Linked DNA regions of Homo sapiens: region 2 is linked to region 1. A link is an interaction called in ENCODE POLR2A ChIA-PET data of the cell type or tissue named here. Cell type or tissue: Panc1. All regions are shown on one strand. Each heading gives the region's core, and the rest is flanking DNA. Links, peaks and the distances in the headings are about the cores only. Region 1 overlaps TBCE (tubulin folding cofactor E). Region 2 overlaps ARID4B (AT-rich interaction domain 4B).

The links. ChIA-PET counts read pairs that join two places held together with the same protein. Peaks named below come from ENCODE experiments on the same cell type or tissue, not always from the same donor. Only the 100,000 strongest peaks of a DNase experiment are listed, where the experiment ranks them.
Region 2: POLR2A ChIA-PET joins it to region 1 with 6 read pairs; 2 of 35 experiments call an interaction of 5 or more read pairs at or near these places.

What each region holds. Positions count from the first base shown.
Region 1 is chr1:235,389,480-235,392,403 of GRCh38, reverse strand. The region is part of intron 2 of TBCE (tubulin folding cofactor E); the gene reads right to left. Among named protein-coding and RNA genes, the nearest start is that of TBCE, 24 kb to the right of the region's middle. In Panc1, for the core only: no CTCF peak of the experiment used is centred there; no DNase peak of the experiment used is centred there; H3K27ac peaks cover 1,707 bases.
Region 2 is chr1:235,213,512-235,216,435 of GRCh38, reverse strand. It overlaps ARID4B (AT-rich interaction domain 4B), which reads left to right. Exons shown (of 24, transcript NM_016374.6): 17 at 2,410-2,667. Among named protein-coding and RNA genes, the nearest start is that of MIR4753, 25 kb to the right of the region's middle. In Panc1, for the core only: no CTCF peak of the experiment used is centred there; no DNase peak of the experiment used is centred there.

The DNA.
Region 1 (2,924 bases), core at 219-2,718:
AAATTCTGTTCAGCAATTTGACAATATGAATCACAACTTTCTTTTTTCTGAAACAGAGACTTGCTCTGTCACCCAGCCTGGAGTGCAGTGGCACGATCACGGTTCACTGCAGGCTCAACTTCCTGGGCTCAAGCAATCCTCCCATTTCAGCTTCCCAAGTAGCTGGGGCTACAGGCACATGCCACCATGCCTGGCTGATTTTATTTTTTATTTATGTACTTATTTATTTATTTATTTATTTTTGCTAGAGACAGGGATCTTGTTACGTTACCTAGGCTGGTCTCAAACTCCTGAGCTCAAGCAATCCTCCCTCTTCAGCCTCCCAAAGTGCTGCAATTACAGGCATGAGCCACCATACCCAACCTATGAATCACAATTTAAACTGTACAGTTTTGTAAGAAAACGTATTTTTTTTTTAGAATTACAATGTAAAGTATTTAGGAATGAAATGCTACTCCGTATATAATTTAAAATGCTTAAGCAAAAAATAAGAGATGGGCCGAGTGCAGTGGCTCACATCTGTAATCCCAGCGCTTTGAGAGGGTGAGGTGGGTTGATCACCTCAGGTCAGGTGTTCAAGACCAGCCTGGCCAACACGGGAAAACCCCATCTCTACTAAAAATATAAAAATTAGCTGGGCATAGTGGTGCAAGTCTGTAATCCCAGCTACTTGGGAGGCTGAGGGAGGAGAACCGCTTGAACCTGGGAAGCAGTGGTTGCAGTGAGCAGAGATCGTACCACTGCACTCCAGCCTGGGTGACAGAGTAAGACTCCATCTCAAAAAAAAAAAAAAAAAAAAAAAAGGAAATGAAGCAAATATGGTATGGTAACATGTTAACAATTGTTAAACTGACATGACAAGCATATACAGGTGTCCATTATACTATTCTCTCTACTTTCTTTGTCTACGCTTTTTTTTTTTTGAGATGGAGTCTTTGTGGCCCAGGCTGGGGTGCAGTGGTGCAATCTCGGCTCACTGCAACCTCCACGTCCCAGGTTTAAGCAATTATCTTGCCTCAGCCTCACAAGTAGCTGGGATTACAGGCACCCACTACCACACCCAGCTAATTTTTTTTGTACTGTTAGTAGAGACAGGGTTTCGCCATGTTGCCCAGGCTGGTCTCGAACTCTTGACCAAGTGATCCACCTGCCTCCCAAAGTGTTGGGATTACAGGCGTGAGCCACCACGCCTGGCTTATTCTCTCTACTTTCTATATTTTTGAAACCTTTTCTTTTTTGTATTTTCTAATAATAATATAAAAACTACTCATATCTTCCTTAAATCTATTCTACTTGTAGGAATTAATCCAACAGAGGCAGCTCTGTCCTTTAAAAAGGCCCAGAAACGAAGACCAACCCAGTAGCAATGAACACCGCTGCAGCCCATACTGTGGCCCCTGAATGATATTTGCCAGCAAAAGAAAGAAAGAAAACAGCAAGAAATGTAAGATGAACCTTTACATGATAGCTTCCTTATCATATGAGGAAAGTTTTTCCAGCTTCTAGAGGCTTAGAGGCTGCACACTCCTTAGCTCATGACCCTCTTCCATCTTCAGAATAAACAATGGCCAGCTGAAACATTCTCACGTCACACTGACACTGCCTCTTCTGCCTCTAGCTTCTACTTTTTTTTTTTTTTTTTTTTGAGACGTTTCGCTCTTGTCACCCAGGCTGGAGTGCAATGGCACGATCTCAGCTCACTGCAACCTCCGTCTCCCAGGTTCAAGCGATTCTCCTGCCTCAGCCTCCCAAGTAGCTCGGATTATTGGCATGCACCACCACATCTGACTAATTTTTGTATTTTTTGTATTTTTAGTAGAGACAGGGTTTCACCATGTTGGTCAGGCTGGTCTTGAACTCCTGACCTCAGGTGATCCATCCGACTTGGCCTCCCAAAGTGCTGGGACTACAGGTGTGAGCCACTGCGTCTAGCCTAGCTTCTACTTCTAATGATTCTTGTGATTACACTGAGCCCAACTGGATAAACCGGATACTCTCCCAATCTTAAAATCAGCTGATTAGCAACCTTAATTCCATCTATAATTCTAATTCCCCTTTGCCATGTAACCTAGCAAAATCAGAGGTTCTGGGGACATCTTTGGGAGGCTATTATCCTGCCCACCACAGTATATCATCTTTATTCCATCTGAACAGTTTAAGATGTAATACTTTTTAAATCTTTGTATGATGCTATCACAGGAAATAATATCTCCAATTACAAGAAGCCATTTGCAGAACATTAGTACAATTGCATTTCTTTTTCTTTTTCTTTTTTTTTTTGAGACAGTCTTACTCTGTCACCCAGGCTGGAATGGAGTGATGCCATTTCGTCTCACTGCAACCTCTTCCTCCCGTGTTCAAGCGATTCTGCTGTCTCAGCCTCCCAAGTAGCTGGGGCTACAGGAGCGCACCACAAAACCCAGCTAATTTTTTTTGTATTTTTAGTAGAGACAGGGTTTCAACATGTTGGTCAGGCTGGTCTCAAACTCCTGACTTCAAGTGATCTACAGCCTTGGCTTCCTGAAGTGCTGGGATTACAGGCATGAGCCACCACGCCCAGTCTGCATTTCTTTTTAAAGTAAGTTTTAAAATGTTTATTTACAACAATATGCACGATTAACTGGTCTAAGTGCTTTAAACATCTAACTGATTTAGTTGTCATAACAGCTCTACAACATCCAGTGAAGTAACCGCAGAAATTATTACTAAATCTGTGTTCAATTTCTGTGCATCTTAGTACCAATTCCAAAAGATGACCTCTAAACTAAATGCAGGCCAGGCGTGGTGGCTCACACCTGTAATCCCAGCACTTTGGGAGGTAGAGATGGGCAGATTATGAGGTCAGGTGTTTGAGACCAGCCTGGCCAACATGGTGAAACCCCGTTTCTACCAAAAAAACCATGCAAAAATTAGCTGTGTGTGGT
Region 2 (2,924 bases), core at 194-2,693, 180 kb after region 1:
ACGGAGGTTGCAGTGAGCTGAGATCACGCCACTGTACTCCAGCCTGGGCAACAGAGCGAGACTCTGTCTCAAAAAAAAAGTATATATATATACACGTATATATGTGTGTGTGTGTGTGTGTGTGTATACATATATATGTATATCTCAGATTATAGCTGGTTTCATGAAGGTTTTAGATTTTTTAAATACTTATATATTTGACTGTAACTGAGTCTTTAAAATAGGAATAAATCTTGAGAATTTTTGAGGAATTTGTGTTATAGTTCAGACAAAATTGATATATTTGATACTTTCGTGAACACGGACTTACTTCCACCGGTCCATTAAACATCCTGCCAACACTCCTGCCCCACTATACAAAAGGACAAGGAGAATAAAAAAGCATTATAGTGCTGCTTATATCACTATTTATATATTATTTTTGTTGCCTGTATAATTAATTAGGAATGATAAAGTATATTATCCCTAAAAAGGTTGCATATAGAGATATAAAGCTGAAATTTTCAGTGGAGGAAGTTTTTTTTTTAATATAAATATTATATTCATCAGGTGGGCACAGTGGCTCACACCTATAATCCCAGCACTTTGGAAGGCCAAAGTATGAAGATTGCTTGAGCCCGGGAGTTCAAGACCAGCCTAAACAACATAGTGAGACCCCTGTCTCTACAAAAATAAAAAATAAAAAACTATCTGGGTGTGGTGGTGTGTGCCTGTAGTCCCAGCTACTTGGGATGCTGAGGTGGGAGGATCATTTGAGCACAGGAAGTCAAGACCACAGTGAGCAGTGATCAGGCCACTTCACTCCAACCTGGATGACACAGTGAGACCATGTCTCCAAGGGGGGGAAAAATATATACACACACACACACACACACACACACACACACATATATATGTGTGCATGGTGTAATATATGTATATATATAATCATTACTCTTAATATATAATATAGCATATATTTTAATATATCATGTATTTTACATATTATTAATTTTTAAAGCTTAAATACTAAACTATCTGGTTGTTCTGCCTTATGATGTTTAGTCATTTGTGAGCCCTAAAGTGATGGAGTCTTTAAGTACAGACATACAGGACAGCAAATAAAACCAGACTAAATGTAGCCTTGGATTTCATATTGAAATTTTTTAAAAAATAAATCTAGTGTTTGGAAAGATTTATGATTGAAGATTTTCTCCAACTTGTTGAATACAGATTGGTGGTCAATATAAAAAGGATATGAATGCTCAGTTTTAGAAAGTACATGGTACTAAGAAGATAAAAATGGGTGTAAGGCCAGGTGTGGTGGCTCACGGCTGTAATCCCAGCACTTTGGGAGGCCACGGTGGGTGGATCACCTGAGGTCAGGAGTTTGAGACCAGCCTGACCAACATGGTGAAACCCTGTCACTACTAAAAATACAAAAAAAATTAGCTGGGTGTGGTGGTGGGTGCCTGTAATCCCAGCTACTTGGGAGGCTGAGGCAGGAGAATCGCTTGAACCTGGGAGGCGGAGGTTGCAGTGAGCCGAGATTGCGCCATTGCACCACTCCAGCCTGGGCGACAGGAGTGAAAATCTATCAAAAAAAAAAAAAAAAAAAAGGATGTAATACTCTTTCTAGAATAGTTTGACTTTTAGTTTCATATACTTGTAATTGGCCTCTCATCTGTCTATTTCTTTGGAACATCAAAGTTGAGAAGATTTGTAGAAGATGTTAATAAATCTGTGGTAATGAGAGTAGAAATTGTGTTGAAGTTTAAAGGAAAGAACAAACATGATAAGATATTGGTAGTACATTATTAGAATATTTCTGTTTAAATTAAAATAGTATTTCAGTTATTATAACATTTGAAAATTCGGTTGGAGAATGTTTTAAAGTTATTAAGACTGCCATCTGCTAGTAAAAATTATTGTTTCAAACTTCCTGAGGCCTCCAGCTTGGGTGACAGAGCAAGACTCTGTCTCTAAAAAAATGAAACAAACATCTTGAGGCTGGAAATATTTGAATGAAAAATAATTTTTAGTTGTAAAATGGCAATGAAGTATAATGAATTTTTTTGTCAATTGAGATGTTAAAACACTTTTATTAATAAAACATGAAAAAATTGTTAGAGTTGACCATACTTGCTTCTTGCTGTTCGGCACAAATTCTGTTCTTCTGACTTTTGGAAATTTTCTTTTACTGCACTTATTTTTGAATCTTCATTTTCTCTAAATGTGTCTTTCTGTAACCTTGGTTGTCTTACAGTTTTAGTTTTTAATAGTAAAATGAAACTCTGAGAATTTCATACACGTGGAACCTGCTTTTCCTGGAACAATCACAGCCACAACTTTTATCAATATATGTGGTTTGGAACTGAAAAACTTATGAAGTGTCTTTTATTAACTCTGCAATTTTTTAAACCTTTCAAGAGATGAAACGAATAAAGAAGAAGATGAAGATGATGAAGAAGCAGAAGAGGAGGAGGAGGAGGAAGAAGAAGAAGAGGATGAAGATGATGATGACAACAATGAGGAAGAGGAGTTTGAGTGCTATCCACCAGGCATGAAAGTCCAAGTGCGGTATGGACGAGGGAAAAATCAAAAAATGTATGAAGCTAGTATTAAAGATTCTGATGTCGAAGGTGGAGAGGTCCTTTACTTGGTGCATTACTGCGGATGGAATGTGAGGTAACTTGAGTTTTAGCTAGTGATTATTACCTAAAAACAATTATAAAATACTTTTCTATTTAAAAACTTAAGTAATGGATTACAGATTTATTAGTATTCTAATTGAGGTCATAGTACCTTATAAAAAATAGTTTTTAGCATGTAAATACCTCACTTAGTGACTTACAATTAATGTTTTCACTACTTAGAAGATATCCCTAATGTCTAGAAAACCGAGGTCTACACACTTGATTTTTATGTACTACATGTAGATCAGC